Linked DNA regions of Mus musculus: region 1 is linked to region 2. Evidence: chromatin loops called from intact Hi-C (ENCODE). Cell type or tissue: heart. All regions are shown on one strand.

Evidence for each region. Hi-C counts contacts between places; a loop is a spot of excess contacts. Peaks named below come from ENCODE experiments on the same cell type or tissue, not always from the same donor. Only the 100,000 strongest peaks of a DNase experiment are listed, where the experiment ranks them.
Region 1: it touches region 2 in a loop (4-fold over the local background); 2 of 42 quality-filtered maps call a loop at or near these places.

The regions. Positions count from the first base shown.
Region 1 is chr5:132,233,347-132,241,346 of GRCm38, forward strand. The region is part of intron 2 of Auts2 (autism susceptibility candidate 2); the gene reads right to left. Among named protein-coding and RNA genes, the nearest start is that of Auts2, 310 kb to the right of the region's middle. In heart, no CTCF peak of the experiment used is centred here; no DNase peak of the experiment used is centred here.
Region 2 is chr5:133,196,803-133,204,802 of GRCm38, forward strand. No RefSeq gene overlaps it. Among named protein-coding and RNA genes, the nearest start is that of Gm36667, 400 kb to the right of the region's middle. In heart, a CTCF peak has its summit at 3,263; no DNase peak of the experiment used is centred here.

The DNA.
Region 1 (8,000 bases), 960 kb before region 2:
CACATAGGAGAAAACGAGATCAGTAAGCATGAGGCTAAGCCAAAGAACTATCCAAAAGGACACACACACACTCTCCATCTCTCTATCACTTACACACACACTAACACACACACACACACACACACACACACACACTTAAATACAAGATGACAAATAGTTTGATATCTCAGAACTAGAATTCCATTGAAGGTAAAATAAAGATGAATTCTCTCTTTAAAAAAACGTCAAAGACAGACTAGAGAGATGGCTAAGTGGTTAAGAGCTCTTGCACCCCTTCTAATAGATTCCAGTTCAATTCCAGTACCCCGATTGGGTGGCTCACAACAGCTTGTAATGAAAGTTCTGGGGTATCTAACCTCATCTTCTTCTGAAGGCACCTACACCCATGCACATATACACTCATGTACACACGCGTACCCATAATCATGTACACACACATACACTCACAAAATAAAATAAATCTTTGAGGAAATAATGACCCAAAATTTATCAACATAAAAATTATGCCCCCATAGAATAAAATAACTCAACAAATACAAACTAGAAGAAACATGTATAAAACTATACTAAAACTCACTGCAGTCAAGTGCTCTAAATGCAGGGATTAAAAACTCTGAGTGGCAGAGAAAATCCTTGCTATGGTTAAGAAGAATTTAGGTGGCATCAAATGTCTTGTGGGAAATAACTGAGAGAAGACAGCATATCAGCACATTTAAAGTGCATGCACGAATGCATGTGCAAACACAGACAAATACAGAGAGAGAGAGAGAGAGAGCCTATTTATCAACAGAAAACAACCTCTGCACCTGAGTGTCCTTAGATCATATATATCGTTTGCCATATACTAGACTATCTCAACAAGAAATACTAGAAGGAAGTCCTTTGGTTAACAGGAATAGCTCCACTGTCAGTCCGACTTAATCAAACGAAAGACACAGTAACTAACCATTTGGCTTGTTTGGTCTAATCAATATTTCCTGATTGAAAATCGCTTTAAAAAATTTACTGGTAAAATATAAACAACAGAAACAAATTGCTGTCTGTTTAACATATATAAATGTACACTATGAAATGTACACTATAAAAGTTAGGATGGAAGAAATGCAAGCCAAGAACAGAATGGAATGCTAAGTTTATCATTCATACACCATATATGAAGTCATGTATCACTTGAAAAGCTCTTACAAGCTAAAGATACAACACACACACACACACACACACACACACACACGGAAAGCTATCATCAATATAAAACCAGTGCCAGCCCGGCAGACTTGAAATTGACCTTCTCAATGGACAGCACTCCTATGAAAAGACAGAGGGAAGGGGCTGGAAATCTGCCACATTCGTGTGTCTTTCAAATGCTCACAACCCGAGCTCAAACCATCAGGACCAAACACACTTTTCTAGCCTCCGAAGGCACCTGCCCTATTCCCACGTGCTTCCCCAGCCATGCACATAGCAACACGCACATTGTTTTTTAAAATGACCAAAAAATCTATTTAAAAGGTAGGAATAGTAAGTAAAATAGGGCTTTATGGACACACATTTTTTTAAAACTATATTTCAGACTACAGCCAGGGATAAAGACATCTATTTAATAATAATAACACACATTCATCAATCGACACAACATAACAATCTTTAATGTTTATGTGCCTAACAACAGAGACATCAGATAAAGAGAAGGATTAAAACTAAATTACAGTCAGAAACATGAATCAATCTCCTTTCTCTCAAGCAAGCAGAAAACACTCACTCAGGTTATAATGCAACTAGAGATCAAAATGAACAGCTTGACCAGACAGGTATGTGTAATACACTCTACTCAGCCACTGGGAATAATGACTTGGTCAATGCACAGGGATCACCTACATAGGCAAACTGTATTATGACGATAAATTGAATGACAATCCATGTTGGATGTGAAGTGCCATAAATCATGCAAGCAATCACAGGGTCTATATAGGTTGAAGCCCACAAATAAAAAAAAAGTATCATAAAAAGGAGCTAGCAATCACAGGGTCTATATAGGTTGAAGCCCACAAATAAAAAAAAAGTATCATAAAAAGGAGCTAAAAAGTATTTTGCATAGAAAATGAAAACATATTAAGAGTTTGTGGGGTACTGCTAAAGTAGTATTATGGGGTACATTTATACGGTAAATTTATATGCCTATATTAGGAAAGATGATTCCAGCTTCTCCTTTAAACTAACCCTGATACACAGCAGCATTGGTTGGCCATGTGCTTATGGAACCCCAGGACTCAAGGACGAAGGCAGGAGGGTCATAAATCATAGGCCATCAAGAATACAAAGCTGGGTGAAGTAGCACATGCCTTTAATCCCAACGCCCAGGAGGCAGAGGCTGGTAGATCTCCCCACATTTGAGACCATCCTGGTCTATAGAGCTAGTTCCAGGACAGCGAGAGCTGTTACACAGAAAAACCCTGTCTCATAAAACCAAAAAGAAAAAGAAAGAAACAACAAAATAAACATTAATTCGTTCTCACATCAAAGAAAGAATGAAAGAAAGAAAGAAAGAAAGGAAGGAAGAAAGAAAGAGAGAAAGAAAGCAAAAATATGAGCAGAGTAAACCCTAGATAAACAGAAAGAAGGAAATCAATGAAAAATAAAACAGCACAGAAAAATCAATGAAAGCAAAGCTGTTTCTTTGAGAAAATTGGTAAAAACTGATAAATGCCTATTCATACTCACATGCAGGGAGAGCAGAGGAAACAGATATAGACAAACAAAGTCCGATGCTAACAATAATGAGTGCAGATCACCCTGCTCGGGATAGCTGTTTAAACAATAAAGGGATATTATACAGATAACTGAGTCAAAAAATGAATGCTCCGATGAAATGGACAAATTCATCAGAAGCATAAATTATACATGACCAAAAGCCAAACGGGCTGCAGGAAGAGTTCACAACAGAATTATCTGACTGCTTATGTGATATTTTCTCACTCTCCACCACCAACTAAGACGAAACCAAACCAACCCAAACCAAACACTCCAGCCCATGGAGACTCACTGATAAAAGTCTAACTAACACTAAAAAAGAAACCTATAAAAGCTCCATACAATCTTTTCTACGAAACTGAAGGTGTATCTCTCTTCTCTGTGATGCCATTATAGACACTAACTATATCACAAGAAAACTTAACAATAACTTTATTTTACTGAAAAGGGCAAAATTGGTATAAATATGGCATTCAAGAAATGTTTGGCTCAAAAGTAATGTATTAGTCCTGGTGGGGAAGAGGGTAGAGGGGAGGGAGAGACAGAGAGCTTTGAGATGAGAGGAGTAAGAGAACAGGAGGCAGAAGGAGAAGGGCAGGGACAGAAAGACACGACATGGCTCTTGTGAGCAGGAACAGAACAGGGTATGGACAACACAGCTGACTCTGCTTAACACTTAGTCTGTATTTGGTGAGTATCTGAAATAACAAAGTCTAAAGCCTACTTTAAACACTTTCAATTATGACTTAACTTATTCTTTAAATATGTAAAAATTCACTTCCTCCATTACTTTTTCTGCTTAAACAAATCTTCAAGCAATCATGTTGGTTATGAGTAAGAAACCAACACCATGGGGCAGAGAATATAATAGAAAATGCACTGTACTGAAAACCTGAAAGGTTATACTGGTGCAAACATGCCAAAACTCTTTCACAACTTCATTAACAATTCAGGAGGAATTCTAACCAGGCTCCAAAAGATGCCACACTCTGATTCAAAGATGCCCTCAGGAAGTGTGGAGGTCTGTAAGGACTGAAGCACTTTCTATGACAGTTTTGAAACACAAGCAACTGAACATTACACTCCTAAATTAAGCACTTCTGAGATGCCACAGGCAAAACTACCCCTTCAGAAATGAAGCAGAGAGAGACAGACAGGACCATGAAAAATGCCCCGCCTCCAGCACACCTAGAACTAAGACTTAGGCAACATACTTATATTTAAAGTCCTAGAAAATTATCACTTAATATCTAAGTCCATTCTGTGTCACCTGTTTTACAATACAGAAAACAGTTTCCTTTAAAGAGCAAAGAAATGACCTGCTTAACATAGGTAAAGAATAATAAAACAAAATTGAATTGCTCCAATAAATATCTCTAAAAGGAGGGAGGGAGAGAAGTAAGGAGAGAAGGAGGAAGGATGAGCTAGTAGGTAACAGGCTGGTCAGAGTTCAAACCATGAGGAAACTGTGTGAATGCAATGGGCAGCTTTAATTGTCAAGGAGGCACAATCTAGAACTAGCTTGGAAATGTGTCACAAGGAGGGACTGTCTAGCTCAGGTTGCTCTGAGGTCATGTCTGTGGGCAGTTGTGTTGATTGTGTTCTAAAATGAAGCAGAAAGACCGAAGCCACTCTGTGTAGCACCCTTCCCTGGGTGTTGGCTCTAGAGCACCAGGGTGCAAACAGGATGAGCAGAATACAACAGCATGTGAATATTCATTTCCCTCAGCAACTAATGATAGCTGTATTGTGACCAGCTAGTTATTCCTACTGCCTTAACTTCTTTGCCATGATGGACTATAACCTGAAACCAACTTAAGCCCTGTCCTCACTAAGTTTCAATTCCTCATGATATTTTACCAGAACATGACTAAAACTGGGATGATGCACACACCCAAAGACCCACAGAAGGCATGGTTTGACCTCAAGAGCATCAGACATCCCCCTGGCTGCATCTTTGGCATCCTTCGGATCAGTCAACACTCACCAAGGAACCCAAAGGTTTTATATTCTACTCCATTCAAATTTCCATATCTTAATTGACAATTAAACAAACAAACCAATCAACAAAGTAAACCACCAAAGCCTAAAAATTAAACCAGAAGATAGGCATTTTTTTTCCAGGCAATCACAATGGATCCTGTTTTGAATATTTGTCTATAATTTATATAAAAAAACTAAAGTTCTCAATTTACAAAATTATTACTACTCACAAAGAACATCATAAAAAGACAATATCAAAAATAAATACTTATGAATGTATAGGATAAGGGGAAATCCTCACAAATGAATAAGACACGAGCAAACCACATACAACTCTTGGCCTCAGATGACAAAGCTAGAGGTTTAGTATAATGGTTGTAGCTCACAAATTCTCACCTGGAATCACAAACACATCTGTAAGGAAAGTCACCCAAGAAAGATATATGGCATTACAAAAACCTCAAGGAAGATAAGTGGAAAAATTTGGACATAGCTATCATCCAACAACAGTTCAAAGAGCATTTTACAATTTACTTACTTTAAGTCATTACAAAGTAATTAAGGATGAAGCCCTAGAAAATGGAGCAAGCACCCCCAACCTCTCTCATCATAACAATGCATGGGGACCCTTCTGAAGGAAGTGAGCTCTACCAGGAGTTGTCAGTGAACCTCCATAACCAGCAGCACCATGTCACCCCACGGCCATTGGAGCAGTAACAGAAAGGGGTTCTGACCATTTCTGACCATCTTACTCAGTCTATATCAGTGGGGTACAGGAAAGGACTTCAGAAAGCCAAATGAATGGATACACAAGTTTCACCATTTACTGAGTGAAAATTTTAGTGATTGAAAGAAATAAAATACACGAATAATTAGTTGTAGCTCATCACCATGAATTACTCTAAGCAAGGAGTTAGTTTGTGTTATTTACATTTAAAAATCTTTGCATTGGAACCATCAGATCAATGTCAACAGGTATGGTGACAGGTAAGTGGTGGTATGAAGTCCTATTTAATCTATTCTCAGAAACAGGCTTCTAGTCTCTGCACACACAGCATCATGTTTCATTGTATTAGGGGTTTTCAGTCCCACACATTTACAAGGATCCACAGTGGTTGCTTATGTGCAGTCATAGGCACACCATAGTGACGCCACACTGGACGATCACTATAAAGCACATATGCTGTATCATATGTTACACATTTAATGGCAGCTGCAACTGAAATTCTTGAAACTAACAGAGCTTAGTTAGTTTTGGTTTTTAAAATTGAGCTAATAGTGAAAAGAAAAGGAGTTTTAAGAATTCCAGCCTTTGTGTTTGTTTGACACGATGTTAGAGGCACGGAACAAGCACATTCTGCTGTAACCACAAACTCAAAGGGGGCAATAATCTGATTAGCAAAATAGGCCCCAGCAGTGAGGAATGACTGGTACCAGGTTCCTCTTTCCAGCCCTTCTCTCCCACCAAAAAAAAAAAAAAAAAAACTATCTCTGTAATCTACAGAATACAAAAGCCAAGACTGATACATTCTACTTCACTGACTATAATGACTACAAAGTATCCCATTGTCTGTAAGTATCTCTACAAATGAGTTTAAAGTAGTCTCTATAGAACATGCCCTAGTACCAACCAGAGAGACAGTCTCCATAAGGGACCTCTGGATTAGACTATACAGTGGACATGCCTATGGGGGATTCTCTTGATTATACTAACTACAGAGGAAAGACCTAGCCCACTGTATCATCTATTTTTCTCTGATGCTGACAGAGTATGTAACGTAACCAGTTCCATTTGAATTCCTGCCTTGACTTCTACAAACTGACTGACTGTGAGATGGAACTGAGAGCCAAATAAGCCCTCTATCTCCAAAGTTATTATATATTAAACTATTACATCACAGCAACAGAAATGAGTTGAGGATGGTATTTTCCATCATTCTGTTTCAACAGCTCACATCCCTTATAATACTTTTTAAAAAAATTAACCCTGGAAAGAAGGTAAAACAGTTAAAGAGTCGCTATTTCAGAGGATGTGAGTTCAGCTCTGAGTACCTATACAGAGCAGTTCACAAATACCTATGACTCATGCTTCAGGACACAACACCCACCCTCTTCTAACCTACCTGAATACCTGCACAATAGTGACATACACTCACAGAGAAACACACACACACACACACACACACACACACACACACACACACACGAATCTGTTTTTCTGTTTGTTTTTAAGAGCTAGGGAACCTTGAGCCAACAAACAATGCTAGCACTAAAATCCTAGGATCGCAGCCCTACGCAGCTTCTGACAAACACTGTGATGTTTCCTGCTTTGTGCTTTCATGCAGTGGGACAGAACATGAAATAATGGTACAAAGAGAGCTATAATACTTCCATGGCTTCAAACAGAACTTTCAGGACCAAACAGTCCATTTCTTTTCAACATTTTTCAAAACATACAGCATATAAATCATGGCATCAAAATCTTTATTGTTTATATGATTCACTGGTAACAGGAAAGCCCTTGTACCAATAAATTTTCCCATCAATATTGATTTTACAGAATGATAAGGTTCAAATCATGCTTTATTTTCTTCAGTTGCAAATCCTGAGCATTTATTTACACAGAAATTTACCTCACTAACATAGGAGACCCCCAAACTGCTCTGTGTGGGCTCTCGAATCATACAAGCCACAACTCTCAGATCTAATATCTATTACCAAAATCTCCAGGGGCAATAGAAGTGCCCAAGAAAAGCCACAATGGAAAGAGGGGGATGTAGAACAACATCAAACAAGCACAAAGTTGTGGAGATTAGAGACATAGGTGAGTACACTGCTTGGATTGACGCATTAAAAGTTTTAAAAACAAACAAACATCATTAACAACACTGACAAACAAAAGACTGGCACTGTAATTACAGAGCTGAGGTGCCAGAAACAAGGGAATCTCAGAGAACTGCTGGTTACACGTCAGGGCAAGTTCCAGGATAAGTGAAGGGCTTACAGCAGACCACCACAGGATCTGATGCCCTTTCTGGCCTCCATGGGCAACCTCATGTACATGTACCAAACACACACACACACACACACACACACACACACACACACCGCATATAAATAAAAATTCTGTATGTACAAAAAACAAAATAATTAAGAGGATCAAAGACAAGACCAAAGTATATTATCTTCTGTTTCATTAAGGAAAAAGGCCCTTAGGAATGAAGAGAGAGCTACAAGTTTTATCATTCTGAAGCTGGAAATTTCTATTC
Region 2 (8,000 bases):
CCACCACAGAGTATAAAGAACATTGCTAAGGACCCCAGGTTCATATCTGCAGCTGGTACAAAGTTTAGCATAGCCTTGTGATATTGTTTCTTGGGTACACAGGCCAGTCAAGTCTATAGTCCTGGGTGATAACAAAAGAAGCTATTTGAAGCAATGCATAGCGGATATTGAAAAGCTAAACTGATATAGTTGTAAGAGAATATAGCTAAGGACCCTGTGAGTTAAGGAAAATAGGGAGTGTTATTTAAAATTTCAATCAAGAAACATCAAAGTGATAGGATGAACTGTAAGGGTTTGGGGAACATGTATTCAATAAATCTGCCCATATGGAAAACCCACTAAAGCACTGATGACAGAGAACAGTATAATAAAAATATTTTCAGGGGAAAGGGGTTAGCCAAAATCTACTAGCTCACACCTTGCCTTATTAGACATCTTCAGGGATGTCAGGGATGGTACCATCTACATTTGTGGTAGGTTAAATAATCATTGATTGACCTATGACATTCACCTGAAGATTGACTCTCTTGGACCAGGGTTGGACACTTTTTTCTTGGAGCCCAAACATAGCTATTTTCATGACTTATGCATGCATGCCTCCCTGCCTCAAATAAGAAGGTCTCAGACTCCCCCTTCCCATGTTATCCTGTGGATCTTTAGAAAATCTGTGAGGTAAGGGCCAAAACAAGAGGCAGATCTTGTATAGTGTCCTTTCATGGAACAGTCACCATCACCTATAGATAAGAACATGAAGTTTACCTGTCTCGGGATGGGAGGGCAGGCATTCCTCCTTCAGTTTTAGAAGCTATAATTTCAACAGTCCATTGGTCCTTTTAACAATCTCTTGTTCTGTTGGATTGTAAAAAATGGCAGTTTTCTGTGTAATACTCTGAAATGAAAATCATGTTTGGAAAGTTTTAGAAGTGTGTCTAGGTTCAGTATCTATTACGATTTTAAGAGTTACAGAAATGGCCAGTAATTTACTCAGCTGTGTGGAGAAGTAATTAGTTTGATGCCATTGATGTTTATTTTGGGATCAATAAGCTATTTTACCGATGAAGGAATGGTCAGAAAAAGTGTGAGGGCATCAGGCATCAGGCAGAGGGTAGGAGGAGGAGATGGTGGGAACAGCAAAGGAGATGTGTTGTCCGAACTGTGGAATCTTATTGCTAGGTTTACTTTGTGAGGTTTGTCCTGCGGTAGAGTGTAATGGTGTCTTTTATGGTAGATCAAAAGCATAAAGAGATAACTTGTGAGATATCAAAAGAGACAAAAATAAGATCTGGGTCTCACCCTAGTAATTGAATTGACCTTTTGTGTTACGTTTCTTTTTTATGAGAAAAGAAATGAAGTTAATAGAGGAATAATAGACCTCTGTGGGTTGAGATGGCAAGTGTATCCGTTTATGATGTCAAGGGGCAGAGTCCGTTGAGCCATAATACCTGGTGGAAGCAAAGGTGTATTTAAAACAAATAAACACACAGGTAAATGGTAGTCAATTTTTATAGTCTACATATTCTGTGTCACCATTTTATTCAGAGATAAGACTTTATGTGCCTCCTTTGTGAGGGGAAGGTCAGTACCACATTTAAGGATCTCAAAAAGAGGTTGTAGGTCTGTTGTAGATACACCAAAGATAGTTTAATCTAATTAATATCTCTTAATGGAATTTGAAAATCATTAAGTGTTTTAAGGGAGTGTGCCTGTAATTGTACCCTTTGAGGGCAGCTGGTACAAGAAACCACAATAAAGCCTAAAAATTGAAAGGGTTGACTTTGGCACTTTATTTTGGAGTAGTATTTAAGCCAGTTGTCTCAGGAGATCAAATAATGACTTTAAAGAATTTTTGTCTTGTAGGTGAAAAGAATGTTATTCATATAGTGAGTCATACAAGCCTGTGGATAATTTTGTCATGTGGGGATGGATGGATGGATGAATAAGAAACTGCTGGCACATGGTGATGCTATTCATCATACCTAGAGGAAGGAACTTGCAGTGGAAAAGCTCGCAAATGATTCCTTATTTTTAAGGACAAAAAGGCTGTTTTTATCCTTGTAGCTTAAAGGGATAGCAAAAAAGAAATAATTATAATCTACAACAATAAGAGGCCAAGCTATAGGAGTGGCTGTGGGTGAGGGCAAACCTGCATTGCTTTATTTGCAGCAGGTATGACTGGGAGCCATTGCCATTTTCCTGATGACTTTGATAAGGTGAAAATAGGAGCATCTCAAGGACTAATGGGTGTCCATATGTCCCTTATCCAATTATTGCTGTAACAAGAAGTTAAGCTGTCCCATTTTCTTCTTGTATTATCTACTGATCAGTCAAAACATGGGAATGAGTCAGCCATGTAATAAGAATAGCATGCCTTTGGATAGGTGTATTATCAGTAAGCACACCTATAAGTTTGATATCCTAAACTCAATCCACATTTCTTAGCAAAAATCTCAAAGTGTGACTTTAAGCCACTATTATTTTCCCTAATCTCAGGAACAAATGTACCTTAATTCTATTAGAAGTAACTTCTACTTGAGAGAACAAATCTCATCTCTATGTATTTATGTCTGTCACTAATGGCTATATGGATCCTTATATGCCCTTACCTATCTGTCCATTTTAGTATCTCAGAACTTTTGTTTACCCCAGCTGGAGCTGCAAGACCAATCAAAGTGTATTAGGGTGATTGAATAGGCCACTTTCATGGTCAAAAGTTAAAAGAAATCCTAGCAACATCAATAGCACTATCAATAATATCAGAAAAGCTCTTATCAAAAAGCTTTTGATATTATGCAAAGATTTAAACAGGATTATTCCCTCGACATGTGTTCATCATCACATGTCTACATGTCGTACATAATATGATAATTCTGTGTACCTCCAACACTCCCATCACCTGCTTATAAACTTCTTTGGTTCATGGAGACAAAGGGTAGTAATAGCAATTGAGTAATAAAATGTCCCTTGTTAATCGAAAACATTCCTCTAGAAGACACTAATGCCTTAATTTCTCCATATGATCTTCATCAAGCAAATCCCTTTAAATTTAGACTACTTCCCCACACAATTAATACCGCAGTGACTGGAAATAAAGATCCAGAATCCTGTAGGCATTGGCAGAATGACCATTGCCATTGTAAGGAGCACATTTCTAGCTGCCAGTACTCTAATCCAACACCTCCTGAAGTTGTCACCAAGAGAAATGAAACTCACTTGTTCACTGGATATGTGCTTCGCATTGTTGACAGGACCAAGGGAGCACCTCTGTGGTTGGTTCCTGATACTACAGGCAGAGAGGCAAAGGGTTGTCTATTTTTATTAAATTTATATCTACATTGATTAGCCTTGTGAGTTTCTTTATCATACCTGAGACATAGCCCTGGTCAAGGACATGCAGAATTTGGCACGCTAAAATCACTATTAGCATATCTAGTAGTCACAGAGGCATGTCTATAATCTGTTTGCTGTTTTTCTGGCTCCTCCCACATAAAAGCATGCTAACTTAGCTGATCTAAGTGTGTGAGCTAAGGTTCCTATTGCTGTGATAGCAAACCATGGCCAAGATTGTGCATGCAATCGTTGCTATTTAAGGGGGGAAAGTGATTGCTTGTGAATGCAAGCACTCTGGAGGCCAGAAGGGGATGTTAGATGTTAGATCCCTGGGACTAGAATTACAGATGGGTGTAAGCTGCCTGATATGGGTGCTGAGATTCCAATTCCAGATGTTGGCAAGAGCAGCTCCCACTCTGACTGGAGCCATTGCTCCAGTTCCCCTTCCTTCTTTTTGAGTTTGCTTTCTTTTAATTGATCTCTCTCACAGCTCTGTTTACAAACACACTGTACAAGAGGCAGCTGTGAAATTCCACTCTTCCTTACTTACCTGTCACCTCCATGAGTTCTGTATCTACAGTGAAATCAATTGACTGTGTCACTGTACCCAGGAGGCTCCTGTTGTTTGGAGTGGCCAAGAACTGCTTGCCGCTGGCTTTTCAATGAGGGCAGGGTGTTCTGCATGAATTAAACAATTATCGACTCTGTCATTGAGATGGCAATTTTATGTTGTGCCTCTGAGAAGAAAAATGGAGCTTATGGATTGAGAGGAGACGGCATGGTTTCTTGTATTTACATCATTATGTGGGAAGATAGATCTTTTGTAAACAGAAGTTGCAATTCAACAGGCAGTGCTACAGTAAGGTGAAGGAAAATCACATGGCTTCAGAGGGAAAATGAGGTCTGAGTTGTTTGCTTCCATTAGATAGTATTAGCTCACTGAAAAGAAAAAAAAACCCAACAACAACAGAAAGTACTTCCATTTGGCTATTACTTTCAGTAGCCTGCACAGACCATGAAATACATTTATAAGTTTCTATTTTATCTGAGTGCTATAAAACTGAGGTGTGGAAAAAACTAGATAGTAGATCTTGCAATTAACAAAGAGTTATGTATGCTCTGCTCATGGGATAACTTCTAGTTTAACTCTTATTTTATAGACTTTTGTCATTCTATAGCTTATTTTATTTATGTGTATTTTACATTGTTTTTGTGTGTGCCCATGCATGTTTGCACGAGGTCAGTAACCCGCAAAGTTCTAGCTAGAAGTCTCATTGCCAAGGAATTCCTAACTAATATCATTAGCTGTGTGACAGTGCCTCAGAGATACTGTATTGTTTTACTTTGTTATTCTGGTTAAATTCTCTGCCCTTGGTTTCTCTGCTCCATTCACTAGTGTCTGGACACCCAACATAACTTGTCTAGCTGTTCTCAGTTGCCAACTTTCATAGCACACCTATTTCCCTAACCTCATTTTGGCTTGTAAACATATGATTATAACTTCCCCAATATTGACGCGGCAATAAAATTTATGAGGTATATCTAGGCACTGAATAAAACTCTACATTTTTCTAGGAAAACTTTCTTCCATGATTTCTCAGTGAGTTGGTTGACAGTTGACTGTGTTAACCCACTTGTTTAAATCAGAATTTGGAAAATAGAGATAACTAGTTTCTCCCTAGATTAGATGCTGGATAGTGGAGTACAGTTGAGCATTGGAACACCACCATCCAGGAACACCCTAAAGGTTCTTCTTATTGAAATTACTTCAAATGTGCAAAAGTATACACCTTGTTTTGTTTATACAACATTTTATTTTGTATAACAACTTTTCAATTCTTCCAAATAGATGCACCATAGTGAATGTTCATGTTATGATGTTCAGAGTCTCCACTGAACAGTGTGAAAATTGGCTGGTAGTTAGGGATGTTAGAATGCTAACAGGTTTTGGGATAAAGTAAATCATGATCTTGGGAAAAAAGTGTCATAGTCACCAAAATATAGTGTGTGTGTGTGTGTGTGTGAGAGAGAGAGAGAGAGAGAGAGAGAGAGAGAGAGAGAGAGAGAGAGAGATGTTTTTGATTAAGTGTGAAAAGCATTTTACAGAACTGCTTAGATGCTATGTGTACAAGTCTTTTCATGCCAGTCTTGGCTGTGGATGGATATAGAGTGGCAGAGTGAGTATCTGTGAATTTTGAAAATTCAAGTAGGAATACAAAGCACAAATTACTTAAAAATTGAAGGTGTTCAAGTTTCATTTCTGCTGTTGTAATAAAATGCCTTGACCAAAACAAAACAAAAACAAATAAACAAAAGCCCAAATTAGGGCAAGAGGGGTTTCTCTTATATTCATCATGGCAGGAATTGCAAATAGTTATATCACACACACAGCCAAAAACTGAAATATGAGTGCATACACTCTTATGTTATTGCTTGCTTATACTCAGCTATATTTCTCCACCCTTATATAGCTTAGAACACTCTGCCTAGAGAATGGTGCTGCCCATAATGGACTGGGTTTTCCCATATTCATTAACTTAATGACGACTAAAAAGTAGACATTTCCATGAGAGCCAATGAGAAAGAGACAGCACCATATCTGGTTAATTGAGAGCCAGTGAGATGCTGGGAGGGGTTATAAAGGTTTGCTCAGTTCATGCAATAAACAAGTCTGCTTTTGCCACTTGCCTGACTCCCTGAGTTGGTGTTGTTGACTCTGTACCTTCTTACTCCCATCCCCAAGGATCTTGGTCTGGGTCTCAAGCAACACACCACCATTTGAAACTCAAGGTCCAGGGGACCAAACACCTGCTTCTGGTTGTTACGTGCACCTGCACTCATGGATACAAACTCCGTCCCTGTTCCCTGTGAACACATAATCTACAAATAAGAAAACTCATTAAACTCTATCATGGCTGATTTTTTTTTTATTGTGTTGAACTTCCATTGTGACTCAGCTCAGATTATTTTTATTTTTATTTTTTGTAGTCTTTTGATGCATGGATTGTTTATAAATAGGTTGCTACTTTTTCAAACATTTCTCTGGATATTGTGTTATTATCATTTTAGTTCAATTCCATAAGACTTTGGTGAATACTTAGCTGGGCTTCAATAGTTTTATTTGTTGGTCTGTTTTTGTTGTCACTGTTCTTTTGATTTATTCATTTATTTATTTATTTATTTATTTTCGACACACAGTGTTACCATATAGCCCAGGCTGGCCTCAAACTCCAGATTCCCTTTCCTCAGTCTCCTAAGTATTGGGATTATAGATGTGCCTCACCAGAGTTTACTATTTTTGTTGTGTCTTGTTTATTTGTTTATTTTAACCAGGGTCTTCTCTCTAGTCAAAGATGACCTGAAATTCCCAATGTAGCTTAGTCTTGCCTTGAACTTGAACTCAGTGTGATCAACCTGTCTTAGCCTTTGAGTGCTGAGATTACAAATGTGCATTATCCTACCTCAAAGATTTGAAGTTATTATCCTATATTTATTCCATTGTATTCAGTCTGGCAAGGATACATTGTGCCTTGTAATAATCTAGCACCATCCCACAAATATCAGGTAATTCAGGGTGGCTAATTATGTGGTTGTTGTTGTTGCTAATGATGATTGTCATGATAATGACAGTAATGGTGATGATAAAGACAGAACCCAGGGCTTGAGGGGTAAACAGCTACCATTTTACTCTTTCCCCCCCCCCCAAAAATTTATTCTGTTCTGCTACTTTGTTTTTCCTTTTGTTCAATTTTACCAGTGGGAGATAATGGTGCAAAAGATTATTTGGATATTTTTAGAATTTCACCTTGATTTTCCTATTGCATTTTTCATCATATTGTGTTTTGGTTGCTGGTGCTGAGAACTGAACGCAGAATTTTGTCTTCTCCTTCTGAGCCACGCCCCCAACTACTGACTATGAGATTCTAGGCAGGGGCTCTACCTGTAAGTCAAGCCCTAGTTACTCTCTGGAGTAGTCTAAGCAGAAGAGACTCTATCGCTGAGCCATGCCCCCAGTTCTCAAATTTTTAATAGTTGACATCAGTAAAAAAATTTTCTTCCACACTGGTAAGTGATAAATTTTAAAAACCATGTTCTACAACCATTCACAAATCCACTGCAGTTGAAATGTATTTAAAGGTGCTAACGGCTCCTCTTTCTTTGCCACGACAAATGTAATGTGGAAGCTTCTTATGATTATGCAAATGTGTTTCCAATGCAACAGAATGTTTTCATCTCAAGTATTCTGAAATAATGATGATGTTCTAATTAGGAGGAAATGCGCATTGTTAGAGCCGTAACCCTGTAGCTAGCCTGGATGACACAGAAAGGACATCCTTAGCAGAAAAAGCATCGGCTACGCAAGCAGGTCGAGAATTGGGTTCCCTGGAACTGTGCTGAAAGGAGCATTGATTGATAACTATTGTGTGCCTTCTCCCGGGGAGACCCCTTCTCAATCTGGCCAGGGTGCAAACAATATAGACTAAAGGAAAAATTCTAACAAAATCCAACTTGATGAACCAATTATTTTATTGGGATTATTTTTAGGAGTTTGGGTAAAGGGTTACTTACAGGGCAGAGAGAAGTCACTGGAAGACACAATAGTGAAAAACCCATCCTACTGTGGGTAGTAAGTCAAGAAAGATGCATCTCTGGAAGGCCCTACATGGCTAATA